2 separate regions of the Homo sapiens genome follow, and region 2 is linked to region 1. The links are chromatin contacts, found by Hi-C in ENCODE. All regions are on one chromosome and are shown on one strand. Each heading gives the region's core, a stretch centred on a gene start or an enhancer-like site at or near the end of the contact. The rest is flanking DNA. Distances are from core to core; before and after follow the strand shown. Region 1 overlaps NCAPG2 (non-SMC condensin II complex subunit G2). Region 2 overlaps LINC00689 (long intergenic non-protein coding RNA 689).

Evidence for each region. A loop is a pair of places that touch in the nucleus more often than their neighbours do. Pooled maps may share reads with other maps.
Region 2: a pooled map shows a loop between it and region 1 (2.3-fold over the local background). The contact joins two enhancer-like sites. A Hi-C loop is called at or near these places in 2 of 50 pooled maps.

What each region holds. Positions count from the first base shown.
Region 1 is chr7:158,693,278-158,701,128 of GRCh38, reverse strand. NCAPG2 (non-SMC condensin II complex subunit G2) reads left to right here. Exons shown (of 28, transcript NM_017760.7): 3 at 7,632-7,820. Among named protein-coding and RNA genes, the nearest start is that of NCAPG2, 7.6 kb to the left of the region's middle. Within about 2 kb of position 4,853, at least 4 of the 41 ENCODE cell types and tissues checked have a DNase peak (open chromatin) inside an H3K27ac peak, as active enhancers do.
Region 2 is chr7:159,012,640-159,020,490 of GRCh38, reverse strand. It overlaps LINC00689 (long intergenic non-protein coding RNA 689), which reads right to left. Exons shown (of 5, transcript NR_024394.1): 2 at 2,845-4,033; 3 at 1-184. Among named protein-coding and RNA genes, the nearest start is that of LINC00689, 8.2 kb to the right of the region's middle. RefSeq lists enhancers at 4,263-4,891, 4,652-5,181, 6,150-6,779. Within about 2 kb of position 4,975, at least 16 of the 41 ENCODE cell types and tissues checked have a DNase peak (open chromatin) inside an H3K27ac peak, as active enhancers do.

The DNA.
Region 1 (7,851 bases), core at 3,604-6,103:
TAGTACCATTCAGCAAGCTCATGAACGTGGGAAGAGGGCAGATTCAAGGGAGAATGTGGCTCCATTTTGGAGGTACCAGATGACTGGTGGTGGGATGTGCACCAGCGGATGGCCAGTAGTCAGACATGCACGTCTGGATACCAGGGGAAAGGGCTGAGCTAGAGACAGGTTGGGCATGGAAGCCTAAGTCATGGGAATGCCTGCAGTTATCTCTGTAGAGTTTCAGATAAAAGGGCCTAGGACACATCTCTGAGGAAGCCAGCATTGGAGGCACTGACTCTGAAATACGAAAGTATCTTTGGGGCAGGAGACCCTTGGCACACTTGTCTCACTTGTTCTTATTATGTGGTGAAAATCAAATTAGTGACAAAGAATTAGAGGAATCTAATAATGAATTTGTTACTGGCAACATTTAAGAAATCATTTTTCTTTATAAGAGAAATGAGCTTATAACATGTTTTGGTATTATAAAATGATATCCTGTAAACTTAAAAATAATCGCAAACTCATAGGCATCTCATCACCATAGAAGTGTTTATAAGAGCAAATTAGTTAGATAATATATAAATGTCTGCTTTAGCAGTAGCAGTGTATATGGATTGTATTGGAAATGCAGTACATACATATTTTAAAGTCTAAAAGATTGTTGTTGCAAAGTGCATACCATAATGTTAACAAAATCACAGAAAACTAAATTGAAAATCAGAGGTAAAAATAGCAACTCAAAATCACACTGGTGGCCACAATGACAGGTGCCCTTCTGGGGTGCGTTGTTTCCAGCCACCCGTTGTGTGCCAACCAGCCTTTGCAGTGTTGCTGGAAAGCCAGCAGACATCTCAGGAGAATACTGAATTAGTCCTTATACTAATGAGGCATTAACTCTAGTTTATCAATAAGCTTTATTAACACTTAACAGTTCAGCTTAGTACCTAGTCACCGTGTGGCTCTTACGTGTAAAAATGAAAATGTGTAGGATTGTGCATCACGTGGTTTCATCAAGTTGAATGACAGAAATGCCATTTTATATAATAATGATGGTTTCCCATAGTTCAATTTGATAAGAATTTAAATCAGTTTGGGGCCTATCAGGTAGATCTTTCCAAGTACAGTTAGTTCTGCTGTAATCCCACACATGCATTACCAACAGTCACTGCACTCTGCAGAATTGGTTAAAATAAATAAATAAATAAATAAATAAATAACCCAGAGAGATTATGGGGAAAATGGAGTTAGAGGGACAACACTAAAAAATTTTGCCAGTGACATGTTAAAAACAGGAACCTAATAAAACAGTAGCATAATTTTATATGTTAAATCAGTAAGAAATGCATAAATACTATAGTAAGCATGGCACTTTACCTTGAAAAATATTTACATTCTATAGTTGGGAGTAGGTGCCTGTGCTCCCAAGGTACACCTGCCCCTCTGTGTGTAAGAGGAAGAAAATGAGGTAGAACAGAGGAGAAAAAGGCAAGCAAGGCAGAGGGGAATACAGAGCATTGGAGAGCACGGTGGGCCTGGGGAGGGTGCAGTGCAGTGGGGTTGGAGCCTTTGGGTCATAGCAGGTGAGGGGCACAATGTGTGGCCCAGGTATGAATGGACTGAGCTGGTAGGTGTCTGAGTTGTGTTTCATGGGATCCTGGTGGCTCCAGTCAGTGGGTGCAGTTTTCTGCATTCACCTGGTATTTCTTGCCTATGAAATCCCACATAAGCAAATGGGAATTTGCCTTTGGTCAAATTGTTCCTTGATGTATTGACAATGTTGGAACAAATTTTTATTTTCAAGCAAGTGTTCCAGAGTGGAGCTGATTATACTGTATGCCCTTGTCCTTCTTGGAGAATCAATGATGGGGAGGAGGACACAGCACTGAGGAGAATTCCATCATTTAACAAACATGTCCTAAGTGCCTTCTGTGTGCCAGACACTGCACTGAGAGTTGGGGTTATAGTACACACAAAGAAAAGTTTCTGCACAAATGGGGGTTTATGTTCTAGTGGTAGAGGAAGAAAAACAAGACACATAGAGAAATAATAAAGCAGGTGGAGGCTGGGCACAGTGACTCACCTCTGTAATTCCAGAGCTTTGGGAGGCTGAGGCAGGAGGATCGTTTGAGGCCAGGATAACACTGGCCTGGGCAACATAGTAAGACCCCGTCTCTACAGTAATGTTAAAAAATTGGCCTAGTGTAGTGGCTTGTGCCTGTGGTCCCAACTACTTGGGAGGCTGAGGCAGTAGAATTACTTGAGCCCAGGAGTTTGAGGCTACAGTGAGCTATGATTGTGCAACTGCACTCCAGCCTGGGTGACAAAGTGAGACCCTGTCTCAAAAAAAAAAAAAAAATACTACTACTACTGATAAAGCAAGTGGAAGTGGAAGTTGGGAACGATGGAGTGGCTAAAGAAAACCTCAGAGATGATATTTGAACAGAGTTGGTACAGTCACATGACTCTTGATGAGGATAGGTTCTGAGAAATGCATCATTAGGTCATTTCATTGTTGTGTGAACATCCTAAAGTGTGCTTACATACACCCAGATGGAGCAGCTCAGTACACACCTGGGCTAGATGGTACAGTCTACCGTCCTAGGCTACAAACCTGTGTGGCATGTTACTGTACTGAATACTGTAGGCACAGTGTTGTAACACAATGGTGTGTGTCTAAACATTGAAAAGGTACAGTAAAAATACAGTATAAAACATAAAAAATGGTACATCTGAATAGGGCACTTAGTGTAGCTGGAGCTGGCACAACTGGAAGTTGTTCTGGGTGAATAACTGAGTAGTGAGTAAATGTGAAGGCCTAATACGTCATTGTACACTACTGTAAACTATAAACACATTACACTTGGGCTACAGTAAATTTATAAAAACATTTTTCTTCAATAATAAATTAACCTTAGCTTACTGTAACTGTTTTACTTGATAAACTTTTAAAATCCTTTATAATAACACTTAGCTTAAAACACAAACTTATTTTGCTTTACAAAAAATCTTTCTTCATTTTATTTTATTTTAACTTTTATATTCAGGGTTACATGTACAGGTTTGTTACATAGGTCAACTTGTCTCATGGGGGTTTATTGTACAGATTATTTCATCACTGAGGTATTAAGCCTAGTAATTAGTTATTTTTAGTTATTTAGTTATATTAGTTATTTTTCCTGATCCTCTCCCTCCTCCCACCCTCTACCCTCCAATAGGCCAGTGTGTGTTGTTCCCCCGTGTCCATGTGTTCTCATAATTTAGCTCCTACTTATAAGTGAGAACATGCTGTATTTGGTTTTCTGTTCCTGTGTTAGTTTGCTATGGATAATGGCCTCCAGCTCCATCTATGTCCCCGCAAAGGACTTGATCTCATTCTTTTTTTATGGCTGTATAGTATTCCATGGTGTATATGTACCACATTTTCTTTATCCAGTCTATCATTGATGGGCATTTAGGTTTATTCCATGTCTTTGCTAAAAATACTCTCTTTATACCCCTATTTGATAGCTTTTTTCTATTTTTACTTTTTTTTTTTTTTCTTTTCAGTTGGAGCCTTGCTCTGTTGCTCAGGCTGGAGTGCAGTGGCGTCGTCTTGGCTCACTGCAACCTCCGCCTCCCGGGTTCAAGTGATTCTCCTGCCTCAGCCTCCTGAATAGTTGAGATTACAGGCACACGCCACCACACCGGCTAATTTCTGTATTTTTAGTAGAGACAGGGTTTCGCCATGTTGGCCAGGCTGGTCTCAAACTCCTGATCTCAGGTGATCCACCTGCCTTGGCCTCCCAAAGTGCTGGGATTACAGGTGTGAGCCACCATGCCCAGCCATCTATTTTTACTTTTTAAACTTTTTTGTTAAAAACTAAGACACAAATATACCATAAGCCTGGGCCTGTACCAAGTCAGGATCATCAGTATCACTGTCTTCCACCTTAACATCTTGTCCCAGTGGAAGGTCTTCAGGGGCAATAACAGACATGCAGCTGTCATCTCATCTCCTATGATAACATTGCCTTCAGGAATTTCTCTTGAAGCACCTGCCTAAGGCTAGTTTACAATTAACTTAAAAAAATGTAGAAGGAATATACTCTAAAACAATGATAAAAAGTAGGTTTGTTTACACCAACATTACCACAAATGTGATTAATCTGTTACACTATGATGTTTTGACAGCCATGACATCACTAGGTGATAGGAATTTTTCAGCTCCATTATAATCTTATGGGACCACTCTCATATATGTGGTTTGTCATTGACTGAAATATCACTATGCATTGCCTGACTATATTTGATCAGAGATCCAAATGGGCCATGCAGAGATTTGGGAAAAGAAGATTCTAGACAAAAGGAATGGGAAAGGCCGAGCCCCTGAGGCAGGGCACATTTGGGAAGCTAAGGGTGTGGACTTAGGAGGAGGAGGGTGGCAGGGTTAGGGTGGAGAAGTAATTTCTTTCCTGTTGAAATAACTGCTAAGTTAAAAGAAAAGTTGCAAGAGGAATTCAAAGGAATCCTGAATACCCTACGTCCAGGTTTGCCAGTTTTTACCACTTGCCACATTTTCTTTATCATCCTTTGTATTTACATTTTTTTGAATCACTTGAGTCAGTTGTAGGCATTGTGCCTCTTTATCTCTAAACATTTCAGTTCGTATTTTTCTAAAAGATATTCTGTTATATAATCACATTAAAATCCTCAAAATCAGGAAATTTAACATTGTGGATAATCCTGTTAAATAACCCTCTGCAGCCTATGTCCTCTCCTCTTGAATCTGGATTGGGCTTGTGCCTGCTTTGACGGACGGAATATTGAGGAAGTGGCCTTCAGAAAGTTTGGCAGCTTCTACTTCCTCTCGGAGCCCGTGGTTGTCATGTAAGAAGTGCAGGATCACCCTCTGCTGGAGAGAGAGACCACACACAAAGGCTGGAGGATGAGACTGCAGAGGGAGACCTCATTAGTGGGCACCAAAGTGCCAGACATCCAACACCCAGCTGCCACCTTAAGCACAGGCATGTGTCCCCAAGAGTGAGCATCTGATTCATGAGATACAGTAAAATTGTTGCTTTATGCTACCAAGTTTTTTGCTACGCAACAAGACTTCCCCTGCTTCATACACATTGTGCCAGTCACAAGAGGATACCTCCCTCTGGGCATATAGACTACAAAAAGGCACCTTGCTGGGGCACAGGTGGCCAGGGCACTCACACAGGGAGGAGAGGCCCTGCAGGATGTCCACCCCACCGGCCCCTCATCCTGGTGCGCTCTGTACAGCACAGGGCTGCACAGCTTCTGCATCCGGGGGCTGGAGGTGGTTGTGGAAGGATGCCCACAGGCAGCTCGCTAGTCTGCACGTGTTCTTTCTAACTGCTGGGCTTTTGTGTTGCCCTGCCTTTGCCCAGTGTCCTATGGCCCTAGAGGCCTGGGCCGTCACTGCTAATGTCGTGGCAATGCCAGGCAATGACCACCCCAAGGCCATGCTGGGGAGAGGTAGAACATTTTGATATTTGAACAGCTTTTGTCCCCCATCCTTTCCTTGCCCTTCCAGCCAGCTCTTCAGTGCCCTAGGCAACAGCCACTCATTTCTCACATCCCCAGCTCCAAACAGCCTTCAGTGAAGCTGGGTGTGTGTCTCATTTTGTTGCTATAGTTTGTTACTGGAACCTCTCTCACTCTCATTTCTTCAGGGTTGATTTTTCAGGAAGGAGTTAGCAGCCCATCCTAGTTTGTCACATAGGTGGATGGGCAGCTATTTCTTTTCCTTCAGGCTATATCCTTCAGCATACACCTCTAATAGATTTTAACAATCTGTAGGTTGTTATTCTTGCCCCTAGACTGTGAACTTACTCAGGGCAGGGTGGGTCCTGATTCGTTTCTGTGCCCTAACCATCAGTCAACTAGTATTTCCTGATGTAAGCGTCATGAATCAGCCCAGTCATTTCTCTGGTCACCTTCAGTCACCAGAGTTTGCCCTGAATAGAACCTCTTGATCTTTGAACACAGTAGCTGTGGTCCATCACCCAGATGAATGACCCCAGCACCAAAACTGTCCATTGATATACTGGAAAATTACCATTAATGGACTTAAGCGGGCCATTAACTTATTTTTTCTGCATAATTGAGGCGTAAAGAATTATTCAATTGTTCATGATTGAATGTCGGGTCTATAGGTAGATCAAGATACTGTCTAAGGTCAAACATTTGAGAGCTGGTCTGTGTTTGCATGTGATTGACAGGCAAAGGCTTAAGGAAAATGGAGAGGAGAATTGAAGGGGAGGAGGGTCAAGGAAACGAGGAAAGAGAGTAGATAGAAGTGAACAAGCGGAGGTGGAAAAAGCTAGATGAAAAATGAAGGAGCGCTAAGAAGAGGAGAAAACAAACACCAGGGCAGGAGAGGAGCTAGGAGAGCAGGAAGAGAGGATGGGGGGATGGAGGGCTTATGAGGTTATCTTTACTCTAGTTCCTCCATCTTACTGTGTTTTTTATGACCCCGACAGTTTTGAAGAGTGCAAGTGGCTCTTTTGTGGTATAGCCTTCAATTTGCATCTGTTGAGGATCTGATTAAATTTTAGTGTGCATTTTGGCAGGAACTGCTTAGCAGTGTTAGGTCCTCGGCGCTGTCAAGACAGGAAGCGCATGGCATGGTCTGTCCGTCCCTGTGTGGGTAGGTGTCCGCCAGGTCTCTTCTGGGAACCTGCCTCTGTGGGAAAGTGGTGACACTGTAATGTCCTGCTGCTCACCAGGCTTCCACCCACTTGTTTCAGCATCTCCCGATAATTCCTGCCAGAGTCCATAATTATTGTGATGGCTATAAAACAGTGATTTTCTAACCCTGTATTGCATCTATGTTTATTCACTGACATTCTAGAGCATGCAGGTGCTATTAATTAATGATTTGATATTTATTATCAGTATGCTGTCATTGATTTTTTCTTTTTAGAGACGGGCTCTTGCTATGTTGCCCAGGCTGGAGTGTAATGGTACAATCACAGCTCACTGCAGCCCTCTCTCCCAGAGTGGTTGGCTTGGCCTCGTTTATGCTTATTTCATTCAACTGGTTATAATTAATCACTGTCACTGTTTTGGTGCTCACATTGTTCCAAATTTGGCTATAGGGAGTCCCTTTAATTGGATTCTATGCCCTTTTGATGAGGGCCGCTATTTGCTTCATCAAAGAGTACGTGAGGTCATCTCAGATAAGAGGAAATGGGTTTAGAGGGTTGTTGGAGGAGATCTGAAATCATCTTGTTGGCTGGTGGGAGAGAATGATATTGAGGAATGAGTAGAAGGTGGTGTTGAGGGCCCACTTGGGGCTGGAATCTGTGGCCACAGTATTATTATTGCCATTGTTATTGAACTTTAGCCTACTTTTGTAATCTAATTCTAGGTATGGAGATGGTGGACATTTGGGTCCCTTTTAGGGAGGGTTTTGCTAAGTGGGTGAAATTTTAAAAACTCTGAAGATTAGGATGCTAGGAAAGAATAGGTGGAGAATCCCTGTGCTTCTTCCCTTTTAGGAATGGATTTTGAATACTGCAACCAAACTCTTGAACTTGTAATGAAGTTAACACTTAACTTTTCTTTTGATGACATTATGAAAAGGATATGATTAATTTTTTGTATTTGAAATGTGACACTTGCTATTTATGTTACAGAAAGAGGCCTCTGATCCTTTCAGCCTAAATGAATTACTAGATGAATTATCAAGGAAACAGAAAGAAGAATTATGGCAAAGGCTGAAGAATTTATTGACAGATGTGTTGTTAGAAAGCCCAGTGGATGGGTGGCAGGTAGTGGAAGCCCAGGGTGAAGACAATATGGAAACCGAACATGGCTCAAAAATGGTAGTATTTGTTTTTCAAAAATAAGAAACGT
Region 2 (7,851 bases), core at 3,726-6,225, 320 kb before region 1:
CTTCCCCTTGCATAATGAAAGAAGGTCAGTTCATCAGGAAAGCATAACAATCCCAAATGTGCATGCACCTGATAACAGAGCTTCAAGATACATGAAGCAAAATTAACTGAAAAGAAATAGATCCACATGGTTGAGGTTTTAATGCACGTCTCTCTGTGTCATTGATACAGCAGACTAAGAAAATCTGTAAGAATATAGAACATTCAAACAATAATATTAACTAACAATATTAACCAACTTGACCTGATCAGCACACAGAGAACATTTCACCCAACGACTGCAGAATCCATATTTTTTTCAAGTGCACATGAACATTCACCAAAATGGACCATATACTAGACCATAAATCAAGTCCTGATAAATTCCAGAGGAATGAAACGATACAGAGTAGGCTCTGACCATAATTAAATTGCACTAGAAATTAATAACATAAAAATGCCAAATATTTGAAGTTAAGTAATGCATATCTAAATATATCAAAGAAGAAATCACAAGAGAAATTTCAAAATATGTTGAGCTGAATGCGAAGAAAAACACATCAAAATTTGTAGGATGCAACTAAAGGAATCCTTGCAAGAAAATTTGTAGCTTAAAATATAGATATTAGAAGGGAAAAAAGATTAGAAAAATTAGTTCATTTTGTTGGAAATACATTTGAAAATATTTAATTCCATGAGAAAAAAGCAAAGCCTAATTTTTTTTTTTACACGAAGTCTCACTCTGTTGCCCAGGCTGGAGTGCAGTAGCACAATCCTGGCTCACTGCAGCCTCCCCATCCCGGGTTCAAGAGATTTCTCGTGCCTCTCAGCCTCCCAAGTAACTGGGATTACAGGCGCGTGTCACCACACCTGGCTAATTTTAGTATTTTTTGTAGAGACAGGGTTTCATGATGTTGGCCAGGCTGGTCATGAATGCCTGACCTCAAGTGATCCACCCGCCTCACTCTCCCAAAGTGCTGGGATTACAGGCATGAGCCACCACGCCTGGCTGCAAAACCTTATTTAAAGTGAAGCAATGATCTGTTCGTCAATCAGGTCTCTGGGCTCTTCCTGTCAGGCATCACACAAGATGCTTGTTGCTGTAGCAACCACTAGGGAAGGTGAAATAATAACTGAGGGCTCTTCCACAGAGAAAAATTTTCAGGTTTTGTTTTTAGGAGCTCTTTTCATTCAGATCATTGTGTTCTCAAATGGCACACAGATCTGGCTTGACGCCAATGTCAAATGAAGCAAACATTTTCCACCCACACTATCTGCCCACACTTCCTCTCCCAGTTGGTGAGAACATGGACTCACTGCTCCCCCGAGTGAGGAACAGCACCAGACCCCCAAGATCTTCACAGTGGTGCCACAGTGATTGGAGTTCTGCGGGGACCCAGGGAAACATGCTTTCTTCATGGGCTACTCAGCTCTGCAGATGCTCTTGTCAGTAAAAACCAACCCCAGGCCCCTGAATACATATTAGGAAAGGAATGACAGAGACATAAAAAGGGGGACAAGACCCCCACAATAAGGGGGACAAAACAGAGACACAATCGGAGAAATGAGACCGAGACACAGTGGGGGAGATGAGACAGACACACAATGCGGGGGGTGAGACTGAGACACAATGGGGGGGTGAGACTGAGACACAATGGGGGGGACGAGACAGACACAATGTGGGGGTGAGACTGAGACACAGTGGAGTTGAGACAGACACAATGGGGGGTGAGACAGAGACACAATGGGGAGTTGAGACAGACACAATGGGGGGTGAGACAGAGACACAATGCGGGGAGGTGAGACAGAGACACAATGAGGGGTGAGACTGAGACATAATGGGGAGTTGGGACAGACACAATGGGGGGTGAGACTGAGACACAATGGGGAGTTGGGACAGACACAATGGGGGGTGAGACTGAGACACAATGGGGAGTTGGGACAGACACAATGGGGGGTGAGACTGAGACACAATGGGGAGTTGGGACAGACACAATGGGGGGTGAGACTGAGACACAATGGGGAGTTGAGACAGACATAATGGGGGGTGAGACTGAGACACAATGCGGTGGGTGAGACAGAGACACAATGAGGGGGTGAGACTGAGACACAATGGGGGGATGAGACAGACACAATGTGGGGGGTGAGACAGACACAATGGGGAGGTGAGACTGAGAAACAATGTGGGGGATGAGACAGACACAATGTGGGGGGTGAGACTGAGACACAGTGGGGGGGGATGAGACAGACACAATGAGGGGTAAGACAGAGACACAATGGGGGGGGTGAGACTGAGACACAATGGGGGGTGAGACTGAGACACAATGGGGGGTGAGACTGAGACACAATGGGGGGTGAGACTGAGACACAATGGGGGATGAGACTCACACACAATGGGGGGTGAGACTGAGACACAACGGGGGGTGAGACTGAGACACAATGTGGGGTGAGACTGAGATAAAATGGGGAGTTGGGACAGACACAGTGGGGGAGCTAAGGCTGAGACACACTGTAGTGATGACACAGACACAGTGGAGGGGATGAGATTGAAGCATAAAGGGGACAGAAGCCGAGACATGATGGGTGAGGGGTTGAGAGTAGACAGAATGTGGAGGAGAGTGAGACTGAGAAACCATGTCAGAAACCACAAGCTAAATCAAAAGGGAAACAGTAATATGGAAAAATATATGCAAGAAATACGAAAAGGAGTTAGTATTCTTATGGTTGAGTCAGTAAGAGAAACACCAAGAGTCTAACAGATAGTAACAAATTACATAAATTTCAATCCAAAAAAACACAAATAAAAATGTTTAAGAAATATTCAAAAATTACCAATCCATTAAACAGCAACACTGCCACTTCCTACCTACTTAGTGGAACTCAAACATCTGAGAGAACACTTCGGAATACAGATGCCATTCTCAAAATTGAAGTTTTTCTTTGTTGACCAGGAGCATACTGAAGGGACCTGCCTAATTTTTACAGATGGCTGGGTCCTGAGACAGCCAGATGTCCCCTGGGCTGGCTGGAAGAGGGGATCCCAGAGCCCACACGGGTGTGGGAGCGACCGGGATGACCACTGCATGTAACCTAGGCAGGGAGGCCAGGCGCAAGACCGCACACCAGGAGTGGGGAGCAGAGCTCCCAGGTCCTTGGGCAGCTGACAGTTTTCAGTCAGCACCAGCTCAAAAACCTCACACTGGCCTGTCGTGGAAGTTGTGACGGAACAAAACTGTGTACACTTGGCCCGCACAGAGAGACTGGACGTCCACTCTGAGGTCTGCAGCGATGGAAGGGAAGGAGTGTATCTCATCCCGCACAGGAGACTGGACGTCCACTCTGAGGTCTGCAGTGATGGAAGGGAAGGAGTGTATTCTTGTCCCGCACAGGAGACCGGACGTCCACTCTGAGGTCTGCAGTGATGGAAGGGAAGGAGTGTATTCTCATCCCACAAAGGAGACCGGACGTCCACTCTGAGGTCTGCAGCAGTGGAAGGGAAGGAGTGTATCTCATCCCACACAGGAGACCGGACGTCCACTCTGAGGTCTGCAGCAGTGGAAGGGAAGGAGTGTATCTCATCCCATACAGGAGACCGGACATCCACTCTGAGGTCCGCAGCGATTGAAAGGAGGGCGTGTATTATCCCACACAGGAGACCGGACGTCCACTCTGAGGTCTGCAGCGATTGAAAGGAGGGCGTGTATTATCCCACACAGGAGACCAGACGTCCACTCTGCAGCGATGGAAGGGAAGGCGTGTATTCTCATCCCATACAGGAGACCGGACATCCACTCTAAGGTCTGCAGCGATGGAAGGGAGGGTGTGTATTCTCATCCCGCACAGGAGACCGGACGCCCACTCTGAGGTCTGCAGCGATGGAAGGGAGGGCATGTATTTGCAGGGTGCCAAGCAGGAGGGTGGGGCAGCTCCGCCTAAGTCCTGAACTCCCCACTGGCTGCAGACAAGGGTTCTAAAGGCAGCAGCGAATTTCAGGAAAGCAGAAGCTGCAGGCAAAGTCGTCAATCAGGACGTTGGGCGTACACGTGGGTTTTGACCTAAAAGGGTGGGAGATCTCGAAGTGAGGACTTAGGGGTCATCAGAGGATTCAAGGATTTCCTGATTTGTAGTTGGTTAAGGAAGAGCAGCTTTGTTTAAAAATTGGGGTCGGCAGAGAAATTGTTAACCGACTCAGGGGTGTGGCTCCCTCCAAGCCCCTCAAGAAGAAATTTAGACCCAAAGAACAGTGATCAGAGGTCAGCCTCCCGTTCCCCCCATCTAAGGTCTCTTCGTGGGGGTCCGCAGTGGGGTCTGGGCTTCTGAAAGGCAGCTCGGGGACATGTGTGAAGATGGGATCTTTAGAGTCTACAGAGAAACAAAAATCTCTGGACTCACTCCCCTGGCTGCTGACTTGGGCTGCCCGTAACCTTCTTGCTTATCAGGTTGTTCATTTACAGGCGAGCTGGCTTCCCCTTGAAGGAACTCTTTGCAGGGGGCTGGAGGACTGCAGGCCTCTAACAAGGGAGTCCCTGCTCCCTCTCAAAATGAACCCTTGATCCTTGGAGGGACTGTGAACTTTAACGTCCACACTCCGCAGGCCTTGAGGTGTCTGGGGACAGCCCCCCTTCCCACCGCCCGGGGGCGGCCCCTCCTCCGCACCCTGGGCAGAAAGAACGCGATGCCGTCATCCTCAACACGTGGCTCGGGCAACGGTTGAAATGGAGAGTTTTCAAGAATTATTTTTAATAAAATAAACCCTGAGGTCAGAGACTGGTCATGTCAGGCCCCGGGGCAGAGACTGTTTACAGTCTTTGGTGCCTAAAGAAAGGTCAGAGAAATTCCAGGGCTGCCCTCCCTCCACAGGAGGTCAAGTTTCATCACCAAGGAGGCCCCTTCTGCAGCCTGTGGGCTCTTTAAAGACCACACCCCTGCCTGTGCCTGCGTCAGAGCCCAGGTTCCCCGCTCTGCCCCCACCAGCTACTGCCCTTGGGCCTGGCACTCTCCCCAGGAACGCCTGTGAACAGCACTGTCAGCTCATCTCCCTGGGCTTCTAGTCAGAAAGGCTGGTGTGCAGAGGCTCACAGGCCACCTGTGCTATTTAAACATCGCAGTCAACTCCCCTTTGCCTGTTCCTATAGAAAACAAGGTCTAACAGTCATCTCCTTCCTCTAAAATAAGCAAAGTGACATTGCAGACCGTGTATACTACCTATTCTGTGTATGCGCACGTGAGCATGGCTGGTCACCGAGGCACAAAGCGTTTAAGAAGGCCCTGCTCAGGCCCAGCTCATACTTGGGTCAGAGCTGGGGACCCTTTCATAGCAGCCCCCTGCCAGGAAGTGCCAGCCAACTAGTGGCCAGATTTCTGAGTCTCACAGACATAAAAAGTCTGAAAGGGTTGCCTGTTGTTTCATTTTGGCCAGTAAAGTCTCAAAATAGGAATGGCCAGCTTTTATCAACAATATTTCAAAAGGATTTTTTTTTAAAGGACTCTCTGTTGAAAACATTTCTGTTTAGAGCTGGAGAGTCTCTTGTCTAGAATTATCTCATCCCCTGAGAATAAGAAGCAGCATCTGGCGGAAACCCCAGACCCCGCCAAGAGTCTGCCGTGCCCACCACAGTCGTGGCACAGCGTGTGCACCAAGGGCCTGCCAGGCCCACCGCAGGCATGGCACGGCATGTGCACTTTTTTCCAGGTGCCTGAAGCCCTCTGAGCACACGAGAGGGACAAGGCTGTCAACTCTGGGCCACACTCAATCAGCTCACCCTCCCACAGCCCACGTACAGGGAGCTGGCCCAGTTTGGGTGGCCAGACCTGTCTCATCTCTGGATCCACCCTGGCCCCGGTCAATTATGTTCTAGAGTGTGGGGGCATTCATGGATTTATAGATGTGTAGAAATGATCAGTTCTGACCCCGAGCCTCCGTTCACACAAACCCCCAAGCGCAAAGCTCCCGGCAGAAGTGCGACAGGGGCTCTCCAGGCCCACAGCCGCCTTTGTGTCCACACATGACATCACTTCACTGTGGGTGTCCTGAGGAACACAGCGTCCTTGGAGGGTTCCCTGAGGTTGGCGTGACCACAAAGGACAGCTTACTAGCAAGGAGCTGCCCTCACCCCCAGAAACGGTCACAATAACTCACAAATTATAAACACCTGAAAATCCACCAGATCAGCCGTTCCAGAGCCCAGCATTAGGAGGATTTGGCTGGGAGAAAGCATGGAGGCTGTCATGGCTGGCATGGGAGGGGGCGCCGGGGACACAGGCCAGGGAGAAGTCCCGTCCCCAAGGCTGCCTCCCACACGGGCGAAGCCAGCACCTGCCCATGCCCTCTGGCCTCTACAGCCTTGCAGGGCCACAGAAGGGCCCAGCTGCTCACCTCCACAGCTCCTCCTTCCCAAGATACTTCCCACATATGATGTGACTCTGACCTCGGTCTCCCAAGGAGTCCCATGCATTCATCTGAGCAGGGCATGGGGAGGCAGCTGGCCGTGCTGAGCAGGAGGGTGTGTGGTGCCAGGGCCCAGGACAGGTCCGAGGTCTGCAGTGCCTGGGCAGGGCCTGAACAGAACATCTCCTATGGCCACTGCATGTCCGCCTCCCCCCACACCAGGTTTGCCCACTGAGGCCAGTGCCCTGGACACCAGCCAAGGGCCCTGCCATGCCCATGACTTGTGCAGACCCAAAAGAGGGACAAGGCCGAGATGATTTAATGGCCCAGGGGAGCCTGGAGACCTCATCTCCAGAAATTTTACCATAATGTTGCTTGAAAAATGCCAAAATAATACGTTTTAAGTCATTTCAAATCAGAACATAAAAAGCAAATGCAAAGATACAGAAGTGCACAAGCCCCTTTGACCCCAATGCGACCTCGACCCCAACCCCGACCTTGACCCTGACCCCAACCTTGACCCCCCGACCCAACCTCAACCCTGACCCTGACCCAACCCGACCCAATCCCCATCTTGACCCTGACCCCAACCTTGACCCCCAACCCGACCTCAACCTCAACCCTGACCCCAACCCAACCCAGACCCCATCCCAACCTTGACCCTGACCCCAACCTTGACTCCCAACCCGACCTCAACCTCAACCCTGACCCCAACCTGACCCCAACCCAATCCTGACCTTGACCCTGACCCCAAACTTGACCCCAACCCAACCTCAACCTCAACCCTGACTCCAACCCGACCCGACCCAGACCCAACCCCGACCTGACCTCAACCGTGACCCCAACCCTGACCCCGACCCCGACCTCGACCTCAATCCCAATCTGACCCTGACCCCAGCCCCGACCCTGACCTCGTCCCTGACCCGGGGAAGGGTGAGGCCGTTGCCCTCCTCCCAGCAGAGCCTGGGGCCCCCAACGGCAGCATCCTCCAAATGCTCCTGGGGATTAGGCAGGTCCTGCCATCATGAGGATTTGCTAAAACCCAGCCAGTGCCTTTCAGAAGCAGCCTCACAGAAACTGCAGGAAAGAGCCCATTCCTCGCCTTCTGCCATGAGCCCTCTGTGGTTTTAAGCATGGGAGAATTTGGAGAACAATGGTGAAAGGGAGTTACGTGGGGCTATGTTCTCTAAAGAAGTCCCTGGCTGCTGCCACCTTGCACTTGTGACCGATGCTGGGGCCAACAGGAAATGCCAGTGCCTGGAGCCCCAGCGGGGCCGGGCGCTCATCCAGACGTGCTGCAGATGAACTTGGCCCTTCCTCATTAAACTTCACTGTGTGGAACATAAACCTCGTGAATTTTGATTCTCTACTAATTTGGAAATGGGTACTACATAGACGGGCTTGGCTGAAGTTTGTCTTTGAGTTAAAGAAAAGTTTGTTTAAAAAATAAGCAGCATCAATAAAACTGCAAGAGTAAACCTCTTA